Linked DNA regions of Homo sapiens: region 1 is linked to region 2. Evidence: read pairs that join two places in POLR2A ChIA-PET (ENCODE). Cell type or tissue: A673. All regions are shown on one strand. Each heading gives the region's core, and the rest is flanking DNA. Links, peaks and the distances in the headings are about the cores only. Region 1 overlaps ERH (ERH mRNA splicing and mitosis factor). Region 2 overlaps DCAF5 (DDB1 and CUL4 associated factor 5).

Evidence for each region. Peaks named below come from ENCODE experiments on the same cell type or tissue, not always from the same donor. Only the 100,000 strongest peaks of a DNase experiment are listed, where the experiment ranks them.
Region 1: POLR2A ChIA-PET joins it to region 2 with 6 read pairs; 4 of 35 experiments call an interaction of 5 or more read pairs at or near these places.

Annotation. Positions count from the first base shown.
Region 1 is chr14:69,374,009-69,391,240 of GRCh38, reverse strand. It overlaps ERH (ERH mRNA splicing and mitosis factor), which reads left to right. Exons shown (of 4, transcript NM_004450.3): 3 at 4,158-4,278; 4 at 10,601-11,113. The coding sequence ends at 10,703. It also overlaps a transcript of GALNT16 not described here. Among named protein-coding and RNA genes, the nearest start is that of ERH, 16 kb to the left of the region's middle. In A673, for the core only: no CTCF peak of the experiment used is centred there; no DNase peak of the experiment used is centred there.
Region 2 is chr14:69,135,911-69,139,910 of GRCh38, reverse strand. The region is part of intron 1 of DCAF5 (DDB1 and CUL4 associated factor 5); the gene reads left to right. Among named protein-coding and RNA genes, the nearest start is that of DCAF5, 15 kb to the left of the region's middle. RefSeq lists a silencer at 1,665-1,959. In A673, for the core only: no CTCF peak of the experiment used is centred there; a DNase peak (open chromatin) is centred at 1,560; H3K27ac peaks cover 891 bases.

The DNA.
Region 1 (17,232 bases), core at 2,456-6,455, 250 kb before region 2:
ATTGAAGAGCATCTTGGTTGCTTCTATTTTTTGGCAATTATGAATAAAGCTGCTATAAACATTTCTGTGTAGGCTTTTGTGTGGACCTAAGTTTTCAGCTCATTTGCGTAAATACGTAGGAGAGTGATTGCTAGATTATGTGGTACAAGTATGTTTAGCTTTGTCAGAAACTGCCAAACTGTCTTCAGACGTGGCAGGACCATTTTGCATTCCCACCAGCGTGAATGAGTTTCTGTTCCACATCCTTACCAGCATTTGGTGTTGTCACTGATTTAGATTTTAGCCATTCTAAGGTATCTTATTGTTTTAATTTGCAATTCCCTAATGACATACAATGTCATCTTTTCATGTGCTTATTTGCCATCTGCATCTTTATTGAGGTATCCAGATCTTCTGCCTATTTTTCATTGAGTGATTATGGTTAAGTTTTAGGAGTTCTTTGTATATTTTTAGACATTAGTCCTTTATCAGATAGATGTTTTATAAAGGTTTTCTCCCCGTTTGTGGTGTCTTCTCACTTTCTTAATAGTGTCTTTTGGAGCACAAAAGTTTTTTATTTTTATAAACTTTAACTTGCATATTTTTGTGTTTTTGGTGTCATATCTAAGAAACCATTGGTTTATCCAAGGTCACAAATATTAATGCCTTTATTTTTTTCTATGGGTCTTATAGTTTGGGCTCCTACTTTTAAGTCTCTGGTCTGTTGTAGAGATGTGTCCAACTTCATTCTTTCACATGTGACTATCCTGTTGTCCTAGCATCATTTGTTGAAAATACTGTTCTTTGTTGAATTGTTTTGGCATGCTTGTCAAAAAGCAGTTGACCATAAATGTGAGGGTTTGTTTCTGGACTCTCATTTCTGTTCCATTGATGTAGATACCTATCCTGATGCCAATACCATATTGTCTTGATTGGAGTAGTTTCATAGTAAGTTTTGAAATCAGGAAGTTTGAATCCTCCAGTGTTTTTCTTTTTCAAGATTATTTTGGCTGTCTTGGGTCTCCTGCATTTCTGTGTCAAACTTAGGATTAGCTTGTTGGTTTCTGCAAAAACAGCTTGGATTTTTATGGGAATTGCGTTGAATCCGTAGATCATCTGAGGGAGTATTGGCATCAGGTCTTCCAACTCATGAACATGGGATGTCTTTCCATTTATTAAGCATGGTGTGGTGGCTTTACTTTCTGCATGGCGTGGTGGCTCACACCTGTTATCCCAGGACTTTGGGAGGCCAAGGTGAGCGGATTGCTTGAGCCCAGGAGTTTGAGACTAGCCTGGGCAACATGATGAAACCCCTGCTCTCCAAAAAGTACAAAAATTAGCTGGGCATGGTGGCGCGTACCTGTAGTCACAGATCCTTGGGAGGATCACTTGAACTTAAGAGGTCAAGGCTGCAGTGAGCTGCAATTGGGCCACTGCACTCCAGCCTGGGCAACAGAATGAGACTGTGTCTCAAGGGAAAGAAAAGAGTCCTTCCATGACATTTTATAGTGTAGGGTGTACACGTTTTGTACTACTTTTGTTTCGTTTATTTCTAAGAATTTTATTCTTTTTTACGCTGTTATAAATGGAGTTTTCTTAATTTTATTTTCAGACTTGTTGTTAAGGCATAGAAATAAAATTTATTTTCATATACCAATCCTATATCCTGCAACCTTGCTGTACTCATTTCTTAGTTCTAATAGATTTTTATTGTTTCCTTAGGATTTTATATCTGTAAGATAATGTCATCTGCAAATAATGATGGCTGTACTTCTTCCTTTCCAATCTGAAGGCCTGTTATCTCTTTTTCTTGCCTAATTGCCCTGGCTAGAACTTCTAGTACAATGTTGAATACAAGTAGCGCAATAAATATTCTGGTATTCTTCCTAATCTTAACAGAAAAGCATCCCGTCTTTAACCATTAAGTATAATGGAGGCCGGGCATGGTGGCTTATGCCTGTAATCCCAGCACTTTGGGAGGCCGACGCGGGTGGATCACCTGAGGTCAAGAGTTCAAGACCAGCCTGGCCAAAATCGCAAAACCCCGTCTCTACTAAAAATACAAAAATTAGCCGGGTGTGGTGGCACACACCTGTAATCTCAGCTACTCGGGAGGCTGAGCCTGAGGCAAGAGAATCGCTTGAATCCGGGAGGCAGAGGTTGCAGTGAGCCGAGATTGTGCCAATGCACTCCAGCCTGGGCAACAAGAGCAAAAAATCCATCTCAAAAAAAAAAAGTATAACTGTGGGTCAATGCCTTTTTAACATATACGAATTTATTTTCCTAGTTTTTATTTTCTTTCCATTCATTAACTCATGGGTGATATTCTGTGATCACAATGTAGTATGCCAGTAGCAATAAAAAGCCCTAAGATAGTTGTTTAATAGTTCTGTGGTTGAATAGTGTTTTTATTAGGAAATTTATAAAGTTAATTTGGAGCTAATAAAAGGCTTATGTATACAGTATAGGACATGTTTTTTCTAGATAACTAGCATTTATGTCACTTAGCCATTCATCATAGTAGTCTTAAAATAGTTGACAGCGGGAATAGACTGAAAAGGTGTATTCTCCTTTTGTGGGAATAAGAAAGGAGAGTATCAGGCCGGGCACGATGGCTCAAGCCTGTAATCCCAGCCCTTTGGGAGGCTGAGGCACGCTGATCACCTGAGGTCAGGAGTTCAAGATCAGCCTGGCCAACATGGTAAAACCCCGTCTCTACTAAAAATACAAAAAGTTAGCTGGGTGTGGTGGCGGGTGCCTGTAATCCCAGCTACTTGGGGGGCTGAGGCAGGAGAATCGCTTGAACCCAGGAGGCGGAGGTTGCAGTGAGCCAAGATCTCATCATTGCATTCCAGCCTGGGCAACAAGAGCAAAACTCCATCTCAAAGAAAAAAAAAAGGAGAGTATTATTGAATAAAAACTAAATAGATAATATACTCTATAGCTAATTATAATTAGTAATGTGGGCTTGCTATTAATGATTTTGCTCATTATCTTTTTTATTATATTTAAGTACTTATATCCTTGTTCATGTGCTAATGCTTTATGTGTATTATTTCAAATAAACCTCACAATTCTATGAAGAGGCACTCTTAACTCTGTTTGACAGGTGTGGTTCAGGGAATGGCGTCGTTTGTCCTCGGTTTGACAGGGGCAGAGTTGGAACTAAAGTCTGTCTGAATCCATAGTCTAGGATTTTTTGTTTGTTTGTTTGTTTGAGACAGAGTCTTGCTCTGTCACCCGGGCTGGAGTGCAGTGGCCGATCTCGGCTCACTGCAATCTCCACCTCCCAGGTTCATGCCATTCTCCTGCTTCAGCCTCCCGAGTAGCTGGGGCTACAGGTGCCTGCCACCATGCCTGGCTAATTTTTTGTATTTTTTTAGTAGAGACAGGGTTTCACTGTGTTGGCCAGGATGGTCTCTATCTCCTGACCTCGTGATCCGCCCGCCTTGGCCTCCCAAAGTGCTGGGATTACAGGCGTGAGCCACTGTGCCCGGCCTAGTCTAGGATCTTAAATATACATTAGGATAATCTCTTTCCTTGTTGCCAATTTTTTTTTTTTTTTTGCTCTGTGGCTTTAGGAAGAATTACTGAAAAACCTGTTAAGACCCACAGTGTTATTTGTTTGAGCCATCAGATGGCAAGTCTTTAAAGCCCCTTAGCTCCAGTGGTTTGAAGTAATCATTTTATTATTAAGACACAAAATAGTTACATCAACATTGTGGTGAATTTCTCAGCTGCCCAGACTGGAGTGCAGTGATGCAATCACGGCTCACTGCAGCCAAGTGATTCTCCCACCTCAGCTTCCCAGGTAGCTGGGACCACAAGCACACGCCATCACGCCTGGCTAATTTTTTAATTTTTGTAGAGATGAGGTCTCCCTGTGTTGCCCAGGCAGGCTGGTCTTAAACTGTGGGGCTCAAGTGATGCTCCTGCCTCAGCCTCCCAAAGAGCTGGGATTACAGGCGTAAGCCACTACACCTGACCTGGTGAATTTATAAAATAAAAAAGTATTTGCTAGTGGCAATAATCAAAAGCCATCAATCTATCATCTTTTCCCCAGCCCAACTTTATTAAAGTAAATATGATATCAACATATAGCACAGCTCATAAGCACTGCTCATATCTAGAAGTGTATGCGATTGTAAGATTTTGCTTTTTTTCCTATCCTTTCTTAGGTGTTTGTAAAATGTATGAAGAACATCTGAAAAGAATGAATCCCAACAGTCCCTCTATCACATATGACATCAGTCAGTTGTTTGATTTCATCGATGATCTGGCAGACCTCAGCTGCCTGGTGTAAGTATTAGCCAACATGTCTTTTATCTTGTATTTTCTATTGCTTTTCTGTCTGTTTGAGGTGATTTATGGTATTGGGAGCTAATTATGTGCCTGATACTGATCTTTGCATTTGCATAGTGTATAGTAATTAATATTTCTCTTACAGAAATAAGAGATTGGCAACATAAAGCCAAAGGCACAGAAAAAAATAACTTTGCTAATTGATATAGTTAGTATCCAGAAAGGATCCTAATTCAGAAGTTCCATGTGCCTCTTCTTTGTTCCTTATACCTAATTTTTTTTTTCCTTTACAGTCTTTGTCTTAAAGCCATTGGTTTTGGATTAAAACTAAGATTATCTTTTTTTCATGACATTTCAAAAACTTAAATATGCGTATAGCTGAAATTTAATTTCAATCCTACGCTGTGTAAGTACGTATATTTTGGTATGTTAGAGTGAGATTTTTTAACATATTTGTTATAGTTTGTATTGATAATCTGCTTCTGACAATTACTAACAAGGAGCATAAAGTGTTACTGTAGACTTACCTAATCTTTTTTACATTAGCGAACAGAAATTGAGTGTAAATACAGCTCATTTAACCGAGGAAAATGGAAGCACCTTATGATACAATACTCAATCATCAGATACTTGAATATTTATTACATGTCAGGTGCTGTGCTAGAAGTTGAAAGAGCAGTGATGAGAAATATACAAGTCTTACTCATAGGCACTTCCTGGATCACCACTGGAGCCAATCATGGAATGTGGCTGCACCATGCTGTCTCCCCAAAAGTTCCAAAACACGCATTTCCTTGGGATGTTTGAGTTTTGTTTTCTGTACCTCTTCATTGTGTTCCGGTTGTAGCCATTTCACTTTGATCACTCAGAACATTCAAATGAATGTTGCATGGTACTTTAAGCCATTCAGACATCTATAGGAAAAACATACCAGACAGAGGGGATGAGGGACAGCTAGTGTAGAAGTCCTGAAGTAGGAGTGCCTAGCATGTTTGAAGTCATTAAGGAAGCCTTTGAGGCTGCAGAGGAATGAGTGAAGGAGAGTGTCTTAGGAGATTGGAGGAGCAGGGAGCAATGATATCCTGGAAGCCAAATGCAGAAGTGTGTCATATCATTGATAGGACAGATATGTGAGGACTGAGAATTTAATTGACCCCTGGATTTGACACTGTGGAAGTCTTTGGTGACTTCCAGAACGGTTGTGGTAGAGTGCCAGGAGTAAAATGCTTACAGATTTCAGTGTATGGAAGGGAATGAAAAGAGAGGATTTATAGGTGGCCATTACAGGCTTGCTTTTTTTTTTTTTTTCCTTTTTTTTATTTAAAGAATTTTGCTTGAAAGAACAGAAAAATGGGGTTGTAGCTGGAGAAAGAAATTGCTTTTTTTTAAGTGGGAAAAGTAATGGTAAGTTTGCAGGCTGATGGGATGATGTACCAGAGAAGGAGAAACTGATAGCTCAAATTGGCTCTTGGACAGTTCAATCATAAAAAAGGGAGGACAGGCAAATTTGGGAGCTGGGGGGAATTATCTTCTGTATGCTTCAGTTATCTCAGAAAGATAAGGAGCAAGGACATCATTTGAAACAGGTGTTACAGGTTTGTGGAAAAGTAAGAAATAAGCTAGGAAGGTGAAAGAATTAGGGAACTGCAATTAATTCAGGGATGCATTAAGTGTCCTCCAAAGTACCTATCTGATAGTGATTTAAAGTGAAATCAGTCATTGTGATCATGGGATTTTTTTCCTAGTCTCTCTCACCTGGATGGTTACAGGTGAGGAGTAGGTAGAGAGTAAAGATTTTGCTAAAGGTTGAGGGCATATATGAGGACAACAGCAACGACTGAATGACCATGAGCTTTAATTGGGGGTGTAGGAGGAGGTGCTGGAAACAGAGGTAGATCAGTTCATTGTAGGTCCCACTGGATCAAGGATTGCTCACATTAGAGTGTTAGGAAGTGGTGATCAGAGAATGACATGCTTGAAATTAGGAAATTGAAGTAGTTGGAAATGACAAGGTCTAGGGATCTGGCCAAGAGAGGGTAGGAGATGAGATCATTAGAGGAAAAGACTTCATGGAATTGGGAGGCCTAAGTGTTGACAGAATCATCCACTGGATATGAAATTACCAATAATGTGTATATTAATTGATAGAATTTAAGAAGAAGTTGCTTTGTGTTTGTTCACTGCTGCATCTCTGGTACATAATTAGTGCTGAGTAAATATTGGTTATATAAATGCACGTCACTTGTGTTGTTATTTGAGGAATAGCTTTCTAAAATTATTGATAATTTTCTATTTCCCTTATTTATATTACAGAGCTATATTCTGCATTGATTAAAAATTAATGGTTGTCTTTATGGTTTTATAAAAGAACCTTACTGAAACATTCAGGATGTAATCCTGACGCTTTTGGGATGTCATACTTACTCCCAGTAAGTGGGAAGTAAACTTGAAGCAAAGGATCATGTTTTACTTGTCTTGGGAGGCTGTGGTTAAGAGCTAGCTGGAGTGGCAGAATTAGACATAGCTGGGTTTGAATCCTGGGTCTACCATTTGCTAGCTCCCTTTGACAAGGCAGCTTTGTATTGCTAAACTTTAGTTTGCTAATTTGTAAAATTCAGACAAATCTAGTTCATAAGACTCCTTGTGAGGATCAAGTGCTTGCTGAGCACAGCATTATTAGATATGCAGCAACTCCCTTTTCAACTAGATTGAAGAAGTCAGGATAGAGTTTTATTTTTAATTACAAGCATGTTCTTAAATTTGCCAGGAGTAGAATGATATGAATTTTAATGTCTACGTGTGAGATAAATTATAAATTTCAAGGGAGATTTAAAAGGTGTTGAGGTTTTTTCAACAATATGAAAATTGAGCAGAGTAAAACAGTTACAAGTGACATGTTAATGATATACAAGTATGTCATTAATGACATAACATAACTTTTCTAACTTTGTACTAGACTTTATAAAAAAAAAATTTTAGAGACAGGGTCTTGCTATATTACCCAGGCTGGTCTCAAACTCCTGGGCTCAAGTGATCCTCCTTCCTCAGCCTCCCCAAGGAGTGATATTACAGGCATGAGCAACTGTGCCCGGCTGCATTAGACTTTAAAATGTAAACTAGAAACCATATCTAGCATACTAAACTGATTTTTAATACAATATTTGCTATATTAAAGCAACATAGGGGGAAAGCTTTAATTATTACCTAGATAATTCTTCCCACCTACAGTATTTCCAGAAATATAGAAGAGAGGTTAATGATAATTTATGGTTTTTTAGTAGTTTCAGAGTGTTAAAAACCGTAAATTATCATAGCTTGAAAACCTGTAACTATTTGTTTGTTTCTAATGTTGAAAATTTTTTGGCCTCTGAAAAACTTTCAGAATCAAATTTAGGATTTAAAACTATTTTCCCCAGGTGACTTTGGTTATGTCCTTTTTGTTCTTTGAATATTCAGGAGAAATAAGGTATTGTTTCCAAAGAGGTAACCCACTGCCACAGCACATCCTGTGATTTGGGCCGTTACTCCTCAGACCAGAGACTGGGTCCGTTTTTGGTTTGTAGATGGTTGTGTGCTCATAGTTTCTATTAAATTTACATGGCAGTGACCTAGGACTTTTTTAAATTAATTCTTTTTAAACAGCGTAGGTGGAAATGGAATAAATAAGATTCTACTTTGTAACATGACTAAACCCAGAGCAAACTGACCATGCATTAATAATAAAATGTAGGCATGAAAATTTGTATTTCGTATACTTAAAGTCAGAGTCAGATTTTTCCAGTTTTCTGATCTGTATGTTTTTTAAATAAGCTTTTTGTAAGATGAAAATAATGCCCTTTTGATTATGCAGTATTTTCTTGTTTGCTTAGAGACATAAAGAACATTTAAACTGTCAGTTATTATAATGACAAGAGGTATTCCTGATCAGTAAGAGAAGTTATCACTGAAGACATTTCTGATTTCACTGCCCAGACCCACAGCTTCTGTTCTTATATAAACCTACATTCATTGACCATAACAATAGGTTAAAAGATTCATCTGTGCCAATGACTAGGCATTTTATTAAAGTATTTAACATTTAATTGTCTCATTTTCAAGTGCCAGTTAACAGCCATCGACACACAGCTTTCCATAAAGAAGGCATTATTGCTTTTTTTTTTTTTTTCTTTTGGAGATAGAGTCTTGCACTGTCGCCAGGGTTCAAGCGATTCTCCTGCCTCAGCCTCCCGAGTAGCTGGGACTACAGGTGCGCGCCACCACGCCCAGCTAATTTTTGTATTTTTTTTTTTTGGTGGAGACGGGGTTTCACAATGTTGGTCAGGATGGTCTTGATCTCTTGACATTGTGGCCCGCCTGCCTCAGCCTCCCAAAGTGCTGGGATTACAGGCATGAGCCACTGGCACCTGGCCTACTATTTGATGAGTTGGAAAATTGCATGCAAGTTGATGGATTCCTTAATGTTCACAAACCAGAGTGATTTTTGTTGGGGGGAATGGTATAAACAAAGCCTGTCCCACCCAGATATGATAATTGTGAGAAATTTTGTTCCTTTTTAAGTTATTTTCCAGTGTTAATATAAATGTTATAGTCTCTTCTGCTACATTTTGCAGTAGACTAGCTTAGAGCTTATTTAATTAGGAAGCATGGACAAAGAGTTTTCAGAAAAAATTAAATTTTAGAATTTTTAAATTTGGTTAAGCATTTTTAAAAATGGGAATCTTGTACATTTTTAATAAACCAGATTGTGACCTTACTGTTCAGAGGAAGAATATGATGTTAATTGTATAAAGCATTCCTACTTTGGAATTTATTTCCCTTGCCAAAAATTGTAGTTTAGGTTTCTAACTTAGTGATTAACAGTGAGGACTCTGGAGTCAGGAGTATTTAAAATCTATCTCCAGTCCAGCATTACCTAGCTAATAACTTGCTTCACTTTTTAAAGCCTTGGTTTCTCATTTATGAAAAAGGAGGCCAGGTGCGGTGGCTCACGCCTGTAATCCCAGCACTTTGGGCGGCCGAGGCGGCTGGATCACTTGAGGGTCAGGAGTTCAAGACCAACCTGGCCAACATAGTGAAACCTGGTCTCTACTAAAAATACAAAACATTAGCTGGACGTGGTGGCACACACCTATAGTCTTACCTACTCAGGAGGCTGAGGCAGGAGAATCATGTGAACCCAGGTGGCAGAGGTTGCAGTGAGCCAAGATGGCACCACTGCACTCCAGACTGAGTTACAGAGTGAGATTCTGTCTCAAAAAAAAGCAGGGGTCGGTGGTGGGGGTGGTGGGAAGTGAGGATAATTGTACCTACTCACAGGGTTGTAAAAATGAGTTAATTCAGATAAGAATTTAAAGCGACACCCAGTACTCTGTGACATCTTACTAGATACTACTCACAGTCCCATTGGAGTTTTACTGCTAATGCTAGTCTGTGTACTCCTTTTCGTTCTGATTAGAGATATTTTGGAGCTTACTGTATCTTCTGATAATTCTTCTCCATAGGCCTCTAGCATTATTTATTTTAAAAAGCAAATCCTAAAATATAGGTTTAAGATTTCCTTAATACTTTACAGGGGGAAGGAAATTAGCAAGAAATCTTTGTTGCCAGTACATGTTTTTTAAAGGTTTTTTAGTTAATTCAGAATAAACATTGCAAATCTAAAGTTTGTTCTAGTATTGTTGTTTTTGTTTTTTTGAGATGGAGTCTCACTCACAGGAGTGCAGTGGCACGATCTCGGCTCACTGCATCCTCCACCGGTTGAAGCAATTCCCTTGCCTCAGCCTCCTGAGTAGGCAGGACTACAGGCGTGCACCACCATGCCCAGCTAATTTTTGTATTTTAGTAGAGACAAGGTTTCACCATGTTGGCCAGGCTAGTCTTGAACTCCTGACCTCAAGTGATCACCCGCCTCAGCCTCCCAAAGTGCTGGGATTACAGGCATGAGCCACTGCACCCAGCCAATTTTTTTGTTGTTGTTTTTTAATCACTAAAGGAACCATAAAAATAGAAACTATGTAGGAGGAAGAACACATGGTTTCTGGTCATACTCTGTCAAGAAGTAGATATGTAACATATTGGGCATTTAACTTAAAAATTCTAAGTCATGTTTTCTTTTTCCACTATAAGATTGTACTAGGTGATATAAAGTTCATGTCACTTAAAATTCAACGACTGTGTAAGTAGCTCTTTCAGCTTTTCATTAAGTTCATTTTTGGAAATGTGCACATCTATGCCATCATTGGGCAGTTATAATTTGGGGATTTAAACACCTGGCAGTGATTGACCACTGTGACTTTGCTTATTCCCTTTCTCTCCTCAGTTACCGAGCTGATACCCAGACATACCAGCCTTATAACAAAGACTGGATTAAAGAGAAGATCTACGTGCTCCTTCGTCGGCAGGCCCAACAGGCTGGGAAATAATTGTGTTGGAAGCACTGGGGGGGTTGGGGTGGGCTTGGAACACAGGTGTGTACAGCGTGCTGTAGTGGAAGTTTTGTATCATAGTAATCCTGTTTCCACTTTGTTATACTCTAGCCAAGATTGACTGTATTAGATGAAATGTGAGGATCTTGTTCAATCGGAAACCCCCGTTACCTCCTCTTTTTCTTTCTCTTTCTTTTTTTTTTTTTACTTAAACATTTTTATGATGATTTAGATGGAAGTTGTTCTTCGTCACTTAATGTTGGTTCCAGTCCTTCAACTGTTCATATCTACTTTATAACATTCACATACTAACCCTTCTTCAAGATGGGGTGGGGGGTGGAAATGCAGTTTAGCCATGTCCTCAAGATAAAGTCTTGGTAAAAATAAATAAATGTCCTTTAGTTATATTTTCTCCCTGAGTGCTTTTTTTTTTTTTGTCTTTGAACATTGAATTTTCTTGCAAAGCATTTTTTCATTTTAAGTTTAAAAACCAATAGCTGCTACACAAAGAATTTGAAGAAAGTTTAAGTAGTGCGCAACACATTTTGCTGTGAAGCTAATAACACTTTTACCTCACTTTTCCAGCATAATTAAATGAATCTTAATTATAGCTCCAAGGTTTGTACCTACTATTGACGCAAACGTTATAAATGACTTTCTGGTGATAAAGCTTGTCCGCAGCAGCAGCAGCAGACAGATGAACTTCTTAGTGTTGATCAGATGAAGTACTCTTTCTAGGAGGTCTTTGTGCCCTTTTCAGAGCCTTCAGTTGGATACTAGTTACCCACTACTGTAGGGAAGCTATAAGGGCAAGGGAAAAACCACAAAAAAGTGTAAGATAGTCTTGTCTCTTTTTTGTTGTTGTTTTTTTGAGACAGTCTCACTCTGTACCCAAGCTGGAGTGTACTTCCAATCATGTCAATCATGTATTTTCAATCAGCAAGTACATGAGCACTCTCTGATTCTGCTATTAGCACTTTACCAACAGCCAGTGATATCTTGACACAGCATAAGATTGAAAGTTTTTTGGAAGGCTCATGATTGGTTTAATATCCCCCTGTTCCTGCCTCTACTTGCACATTAGGGCCTTAACTATTTTTTTTGTTGTTTTATGCAAGACAAAATTTTACCTAGAACATACTCATATGTGCTCAGTTTTTCTATAGAATAATCTGGTTAATGAAATGTTATCACTGTACCAAGAGATTATTAGAATTTTAGGGTACCTGACAAAATTAAGTAGAGTTGTAGTTAATGTTTCACTGTGAAACCAACCAAATTTTAAAGCTAAAATAGGCCGGGTGCGGTGGCTCACGCCTATAATCCCAGCACTTTGGGAGGTTGAGGTGGACAGATTATTTGAGGTCAGGAGTTCAAGACCAGCCTGACCAGCATGGTGAAACCCTGTCTCCACTAAAAATACAAAAAGTAGCCGGGCATGGTGGCACACGCTTGTACTATCCCAGCTACTTAGGAGGCTGAGGCAGGAGGATCCCTTGAACCAGGGAGACAGAGGTTGCAGTGAGTGAGCCGAGATTGCACCACTGCACTCCAGCTTGGGTGACAGAGACTCTGTCTCAAAAAAAAAATAAATAAAGCTAAAATAATCTCACACAAAAAGAAATAGATCCAAAAGTAATCTGATTGTCCTGTTTTTCATTTGGCCTGTCCTGCTAAAATAGTTTTATTTCTTTAACAAATAGAGGATCTTTGGCTTTATTTATTTATTAATTTATTTTTTAAATACTCTAGAGCAGATCTGAAGGGAATGAGTTCCCTTGATTCTCAGATATAGTACCATTTCTGGTGTTGGGCTTACAGAGGAAAATATGAGAAAGGAATGTGAGAAAGTATCTGGGTTCTAGATGTTGAGTGATGAGAACAAAAAGAAGGGGAGCAGTGTTTGGAATCATTAAAAGCTTAAGGAAGACTAGAACTGGAATAAATACAAAGAAACATTTGTCTATGTCCCATAATACACAGAAAAAGAGCCTAAAGTAGCCTTTTTGTGAAGGTGAAATGTGCAATGAAAGTTTCTGTGGTTTGGCCTAGGTACAACCACTGTCCTTGTGTTAGAGATTTAGAGTGTTGGTTGATTGGCCTTTCCCCAACCACAAGTAAAACAGGTTTGATTTCCGCTTATTAAGTGATATTTTATACTGCTACATAAAGGTGAAACCTCCCAGACAGATTATACAATTTCCGATTCTCTAATCCAGATTTATAATCTAAATTTATATACCTGAGAATTTCTAAAATATTTCTTGATAATGGCCATTTCTGTCCTGTAGTGCTTGATTTAAGAGGTCCCAGGAGTATAAAAAGAGTTCAACGATCTCACTTCCCTTCCAGTTCTCTGGCTTAATATATTTCCAGCAACTTACTAAATGCTCAAACAGGTTATGTGTCTTAACTCCCATTGTTGGGACAGAAGTAGTAGTGAACTGTTTTACTTTCAGCAAGAGAGGGACTTAAGGGATGAGCAAATAATTTTGTACTGTCCTAAAAGCAGACCAGGCTGGGTTGGGGGAGAGAGGACAGGGTAGTTTTCTCAGTATGATTGTCAACTTTACATCAGGATGGTCTTCCTTTATCAAATTGTTTTAACTAATCATTTGAAGGTTGGAATGAAAATCAGGATTGATACATAAATTGATTAATGTTACTATATTTGTAAGGATACTTTTATGTTCATGTTCTTTTTTTTTTTTTTTTTTTTTTTTTTTTTTTGAGACAGTCTCACTCTATCACCCAGGCTGTAGTGCAGTGGTGCAATCATGCCTCACTGCAGCCTCAATCTCCCAGGCTCAGGTGATCCACCTTAGCCTCCTGTGTAGCTGGGATTACAGGTGCACACCACCATGGCCAGCTAATTGTTTAAATTATTTTTTGTAGAGATGAGGTCTCCTTATGTTGCCCAGGCTGGTCTTGAGATCCTGGACTCAAGTGATCCACCTGCCTTGGCCTCCCAAAGTGTTGGGATTACAGGCATAAACCACTGCACCCAACCTAAGGATACTTTTGGAAGAAATATTAATTTATATGTTAGCATAATGATACTAGTATTGCCACTTAGACATAGCATTTTACTGCCTAGGAAATATTTCTACATATTTATCATCACAGCAACCCTTTGAGATAGGAAATAATTATATCTCTATTAATGGTAAAAATAAAAATAAAAATTTAGATTGCCTAAGTGATTCACCAGATCACAAAGCAATACCAAAATTTTGCTAGATGAAAAAGACAAGGTTTTAACCTCAAAGACCTTGAAGGGGAGCCCCATAATATGAATAGCTGTGCTAAATAATGGACCTCTAATTCTTGTCAAAGGGACCTTTTTAGACTCAATCAAATATTTGGATTCACAAGACCTGAAGAGGTCTTACTTGGCACCAATTTAATCAAAAGCACAGGGGACACAGAAAACAGCTTGCCAGCCCAGCATCATCAAGTGTTTCTCTTCCACGGGAGTATTCCTCATGGCAGTTCACACAGCCATCCAAGAATTATCCTCCGAACACACGGAAACACACAGTAGCTCAGATGCAAGAGATAAGACTTAGGTAAGTGCAAGAGCTACCCCAACTTAGAAGCTTCATGTACAACAAGAGCCACTAACTCTTGTAATAGCTTCATGGACATAGTTTCTAGGTCCCTGCAAGGAGCATGCCGCATTTACAAGTCATTGTATTCAGAGAAACACAAGGCCATGTCTTCCCATCAGGTATTCATTGTTTCTCCCAGTCTAGGTGTAATTTATCACATAAGGGCCATGTTTCTCATAAGCAGTCTTGTCTAGTAATACATTGCACCATTGTGTTTCCTCAGGAACAGAGCTACAATGTTAACCCAAGTTGACCATGAGTCAGTGTATTACATAATGGTGCAATGTATTACTAGACCAGATTGCTTATGAGAAGCATGGCCCTAAGTGGTTACCTTGGGTTAACTTTCTAGCTCTGTTCCTGAGGAAACATAATGGTGCAATGTATTACTAAACAGGATACTGATGGAATGATTAACCTCAGAAGAAAAAGTGACATGGAAAGTTGAAAGAGTTTGTGTTAAATGGTCTTAACTCATTAAATGAGTAAAATGAATTACTATCTTGGAGGAAAGGAGGCTGGGCATAGAATGGGGAGTCAGAAGAACAATTCTCAGAGCTCATACAGGGTGAGGAAACATAATCTGACCACTAGAGTCCTGTGTCACCAACTAAGGGATTCACTGAAGCCTCCAAAAGTGTTAAAATTTGTAATAAGACCAGTGGTCCCTTAAATTAAGGCTACTATGGATTTACCATAGCAAAGTTTAAAAATGGATCTTAGGCCAGGTGTGGTGGCTCACACCTGTAATCCCAGCACTTTGGGAGGCCAAGGCAGGAGGATCAAATGAGCCCAAGAGTTGGAGGCTGCAGTGAGCTATGATCACGTCACTGTACTCCAGCCTGGATAGCAGAGTGAGACAGTATCTCAAAAATAAAAAGTATGACAACAATAGTGTAAAGGACAATAGGGGGAAATGGAATACATGGTTGAAATGTTTTTTAACGTCGACGGTAGACTGAAAAGTTAAAGATGTCTATTTGAGGGCCAAGCATGGTGGCTAATGCCAATAATCTCAGCACTTTGGGAGGCCAAGGCAGGAGGATCACTTGATGCCAGGAATTCTAGACTGCAGTTGAGCAACATAGCAAGACCCTGTCTCTACGAAATAAAAATTTAAACATTAGCCAGATGTGGTGGCATGTGCCTGTAGTCCTAACTACTCAGGAGACTGAGGCAAGAGGATCACTCAGGCCCAGAAGTTCACGGCTTCAGTGAGCTATGATTGCACTCCAGCATGGGTAACAGAGTGAGAACTTGTCTCACAATAAAATAAAGATCTCTATTTGTAAACCCTAGAGAAATCACTTTAAAAAAAAAGAATCCAAAAGAAGATAGGATATCAGGATAATGTGGAAACCTGCGGTTGGAGGAGTTGCCATGGTAATGTTAACTCCCACCTTCATCTACAGGCTTTTGTTGTGGAGGCTTTTGTTTTACTGTGTGCCAGGACCCCAGAACAAAGAATAGGTGGGAAAATAGATAACAAACAGCAATATGGTAAATTTAGACCCAGTCATTAATAATTTCATTAAATGTAAATGGTCTAAACATTTCAATGAAAAGACTCGGATTGTCAGACTGGATCATGAAGCAAGACACCACTATATGTGGTCTATAAGAAATCCACTTTACATGTTAAGACACAGATACAATAAAAGTGAAAAGGATGCGGAAAGTATGTCATGCAAACACTAAGCATTAGAAGCAGGAGTGGCCATACTTAATATAAGGCAAGGAGACTTCATAACAAGGAATATTACCAGGGATGAAGGGGGATGCTTTGTAATGATAAAAGTGTAGCTTCATCAAGAGACATAACAATCCTAAAAATACGTGCACCTGCTGTCGTTTGCATGTGTCTCCCAAAGTTTATGTGTTGGAAACTTAATCCCAAATTCAACAGTGTTGGAAGTAAGGCCTAATAAGAGTTGATTGGGTCATGAGGGTATGAGCCTTATGAATAAATTAATGTCATTTCCGCAGGAGTGAGTTAGTTATCATGAGTGGTCTTGTCATAAAAGTGAGTTCAGTCCCCCTGCTCTCTTTCTTGCTCTCTTTCTTGCTTTCTGCCTTCCACCATGGGATGACATGAAGGCCCTTGCAAGGTGCCAGTGCCATGCTCTTGGACTTCCAGGCTCCAGAACTGTGAGCCAAATAAGTTCCTATTGTTTATAAATTACCCAGTAAGTATTTTGTTACAGCAACAGAAAATAGACTAACACATCACTCAGTGACAGAACTTCAAAATACATGAATTAAAAACCTCGGGATATTCCAATGTGCAATATACCACTACTGTTCAAAATGTTGCACACCTGAGTATCTTGAGCAGATTTTTATTTGGTTGGTCTGTGGTGGACTCACAGTCTACAATTTTAACAAACTTCCAGGTAACCACACTTTGACTAGCAAGACATCCTACACATACTGCTTTTCATGAGGTAGCATAGGAAAATGCCTGGTATATAGTAGGTGAACAGTAAATAGTGATAGAATCTGACTAAACAGAACAAGGCACATAAATGGCAACAAAGATGAACAAGAATGATCTTAGGCAGTAGGGATAGAGAAGAGCATAAACTTTAGTACATGAAGCAGTATAACATTTTTATGGGAGGGAGTGCTGGGGGAGTGTTAAGTGGACAAGGAATCATAAGTAAGTAACAAGCATAACACTGAAAGACTACTCACACTCTAGGCTAGACATTAAGGCAAGTGAATGATGGGCTAGGAGATAGGAGGGGCTGAGAGGCTGAAATCATGAGGGCACTTGAAAGATGGAGAAGTTGAAAGAAGCTAGATGATGGTCTGAGGGGAATTTCAGTGATACCTTAGAGGAGGGCCAGGCACAGTGGCTCACGCCTGTAATCCCAGCACATTGGGAGGCTGAGGCGGGCAGATCACTTGAGCTC
Region 2 (4,000 bases), core at 1-4,000:
TTTCTTTCTCCTTTCTTTCCCTTTCCCTCCCTTCCTCCCTCCTTCCCTTCCTTCCTTCTCCTTTTCTTTCTTTTTTTTTTTTTTGAGACAGGGTCTTATTCACTCTGTCAGTGGTGCTAACAGGCTGGAGTGCAGTGGTGTGATCTCACTCACTGCAGTCGCCACCTCCTGGGTTCAAGCCATTCCCCTGCCTCAGCCTCCTGAGTAGCTGGGATTGTAGGCATGTGTCACTACACCCAGCTAATTTTTTCGTGTTTTTAGTAGAGACGGGGTCTCACCATGTTGGTCAAGCTGGTCTTGAACTCCTGGCCTCAAGTGATTCACCTGCCTCAGCCTCCCAAAGTACTGGGATTACAGATATGAGGCACCATGCCCAAGCCTCCTTTTCTCTTTTTTTCTTTTCTTTCTTGTGAGACAGAATCTTGCTCTGTGGGTCAGGCTAAAGTGCAGTGGCATGATCATAGCTAACTGAAGCTTCGACCTCCTAAGCTTAATTGATCCTCCTGCCTCAGCCTCCCAAGTAGCTAGGACACATAGGTGATGTACACCTATGTGTGCATCACCACGTCCAGCTAATTTTTAATTTTTTCGTAGAGACAAGGTCTCTATGTTGCCCAGGCTGGTCTTGAACTCCTGGCCTCAAGCGATCTTCCCACCCTGCCTCCCAAAGTGTTGGGATTACAAGTGTGAACCACTGCACCTGGCCAGACTGTCTTTCTTTTTTTCTTCTTTCTCTCTCTCTCTGTTTCTTTCCTTTTTTGAGACAGGATTATACTCTGTTGCCCAGGCTGGGGTACAGTGGTGTGATCACAGCTTACTGCAGCCTCTGCCTCCTTGGCTCAAGTGATCCTCCCACCTCAACCTCTGGAGTAGCTGGGACTACAAGCACGTGCCATCACACCTGACTAATTTTTTAAATTTATTTTTTCTAAAGACGGGGTCTTACCATGTTGCCCAGGCTGACTTTGAACTCTTGGGCTCAAACAATCCACCCACCTCAACTTCCCAGAGTGCTGGGATTACAGGTATGAGCCACTGTGCCTGGCCCTAGAATGTCTTTCATGTTGTGAAATGTTTAAGTGATCTGGTTGGAGTCCTGTTTTCACCACTCTCATTTGTGATCTTAGGCTTCTGATGTCTCTGTAGAATTACAGAATTTTGTTGCTGGAAAGGACTAATGATCGTCTAATAGAAGTCTTTAATTTTACATCTAAGTAAACAAAGGAGCAAAGAGGTAAAATGATTTGCTCAGTAGGTTACAACTAGTGAGTAGTACAATCAGGATTAAACTCTGGGTCTTCTGACCTTTTCCCTCAATAGGGAAAGTCATGAGGTTCTGCATTTAAAAAGGACTTGCTCAAGTAAAGTGTTAAACTCCTAAGTGGCTTACTCTGCCAGTACATTGTATCTGCAGTTTCATTGCCCCTGAACATGGTTTTGATTAAATTGGTGATGCCCTATTATTTTACAGATGAGTAGGTAGAGATTTTCCAGGGTGGAGGCCAACTGTCACTCTGGTTGAGTCTCCAGTTTTAATTCTTAGCCTGCTGAGCTATACTTCCGTACTTTGGAAAGTCTTTGTTTCCTTCCAAGAACATTACTCAGGAGGAGGAATTCTTTGCAAATCCAGATGCCTGTCAAAATCTTGTTACACAACTTCCCCCATGCTGAATTTCCATTCAAGTCTTGTATCTAAATTCCAGTTGTATCTTGGTGTTACAAGTTAAAGCTAAGTGACTAATTGGAACCTTTGAGGATTGCTATGTTCCTTTTTTTTTTTTAAATAGGTGTCTTGACTATGTTGATGGCTTAGCACAGATACCTCATTTATATCACTTGCTGCCACAGATGACTCAAGTGTGTGCTTTGCCTTAGACATACAGTAGTCCCCCCTCATCTGTGGGGGATGAGTTTCAAGCCCCGCAGTGGATGCCTGCAACTGCAGATGGTACTGAACCCTATGTATACTATGTTTTGTCTTATGTATACATACCTATGGTAAAATTTAATTTATAAGTTAGGCACAGTAATACATTAACAACAATAGTAATAAAGTAGAACAATTATAATATTATACTGTAATAAAAGTTATGTGAATGTGGTCTCTGTCTCTCAAAATATCTTGACTGTAATATTTTCGGACCCTGGTTGACTAATGGTAACTGAAACTAGAAAGTGAAATCATGGGCAAAGGGGCTTACTGTACTGGCAAGAAACAAGTGAAGTTTGAGTGTTTGGCAGCTAGCCCCTGATTTAGTCTCAGGGTTGACATCTCTGTTTACATCTGCTGGTGGGTGGCTGGGTGTAGTGTGCATTCCTAGAAGTGTTAGGGCCTTCACTGATTCAGTCTTTTTAGAATTGCCAAAGAAGAGACAAGAAAGCTTTATTATGTTGTTAATTTTGTGTATACAAGGAATTTTGCAAAAGTCCAGGCAGGCAGTGTTCTTATGTACAAAACTAAAAAAAAGAATAATCAGAAATTGCTCATAGAATGGATGGAGCGTATTTGTGATATAATCAGGAGAGCATATTGTCCAGGTTAGTTCTCTATGGCAGAAGAGGTAAGGCTGGAGATGAAGAAAATTTGTGATCTGGAAGTACCTGGCAATGCATCATCCACTAACTTAATAACTTTCCTTACTGGTTTTGAGGGCCTAAGAACCCGTTTTTAGTGTCCCCCAGCTCTATTTGAGGAACTTTTATTCTTTGACGTGTCACTAATTCCATACTTTACTATGGAAAATTGCCTGTTGAAATCATACAAGTCATCAGCATATGGTACTTACAAGATAGGCCTCCCACCCATTCATAATTTAAACAACTATTATGTATTAATTATAGGAAATTTGGAAAATAGATATTTAAAGGAAAAAAGAAGTAATTCCACTTATTCAGGATGACCATTGTTAATATTTGGAACATGTAGCCTTTTTGATACACATTTAGTATACATACATTAAACATATAATTGAAAGTAGGCCACCTCTGGTATTTTGTAATATTAAGATTAATATTTTAAAACTTAATATTTTTTCATATTTCGTTGCATATTCTTTTAAAGCAGGGTTTCTCCACCTGAACATTACCGACATTTTGGGCTGGATAAGTCTTTGTTATGAGGAGCTGTCCTGTGCACTATAGGATATTTAGGAACATCCCTGGCCTCTACCCAGTGTATGCCATTAGCATCTTTCCAGTTGTGACAACCAAAAATGTCACATATTGTCAAGGGTGATTTTCCCTGAGGGGAAACATCATCTGGGTTGAAAACCACTGTCCTAAAGTAACAGTTCTCAAACTGAAAAAATATTAGTTTTCATAAGTGAAAAAACATTAAATAGTAAAAACAGTATATTTTCCAAAATTAAAAAAAAATAGCGAGAAGAGTGTCATTGTTACATTTTCTCAAATCTGTGTGTATCTGTCATAATAAAAGGCATTCACATTTAATCTTGCAAAATATTGGTTTAGCTGAAGTATATAAAGAAAATTATAGGCTGGGTGCTGTGGCTCATGCCTGTAATCCTAGCACTTTGGGAGGCTGAGGCAGGAGGATTGCTCTAGTCCAGGAGTTCAAGACCAGCTTGGGCAACATAGCAAGACCCTGTCTCTACAAAAAAGAAAACAATTAGCCAGGCATGGTGATGTGCACCTGTAGTCTCAACTACTCTGGAGGCTGAGGTAGGAGGATCACTTAAGCATGGGAGGTTGAGGCTGCAGTGAGCTATGACTGCCCCACTGCACTCCAGCCTGGGTGACAGAGTAGGACCCTGTATCCAAAAAAAAAAAAAAAAAAAGTTTTACACATCAGTTTTTATAAAAGGGAAGAGCATGTTAATGTCTTAGATAACTGTATATTCTTCCTTAATACTGTACCAAAACAAGTAGAAGTTTCTTAAAGATTAGTTGCAATGTAGAATATAAAACCATATCGAATAATTTCTCGTAGCCTGTTACATTGTTACATTAAAATCCATTGATCTGTCTTAAACTTTGGGTC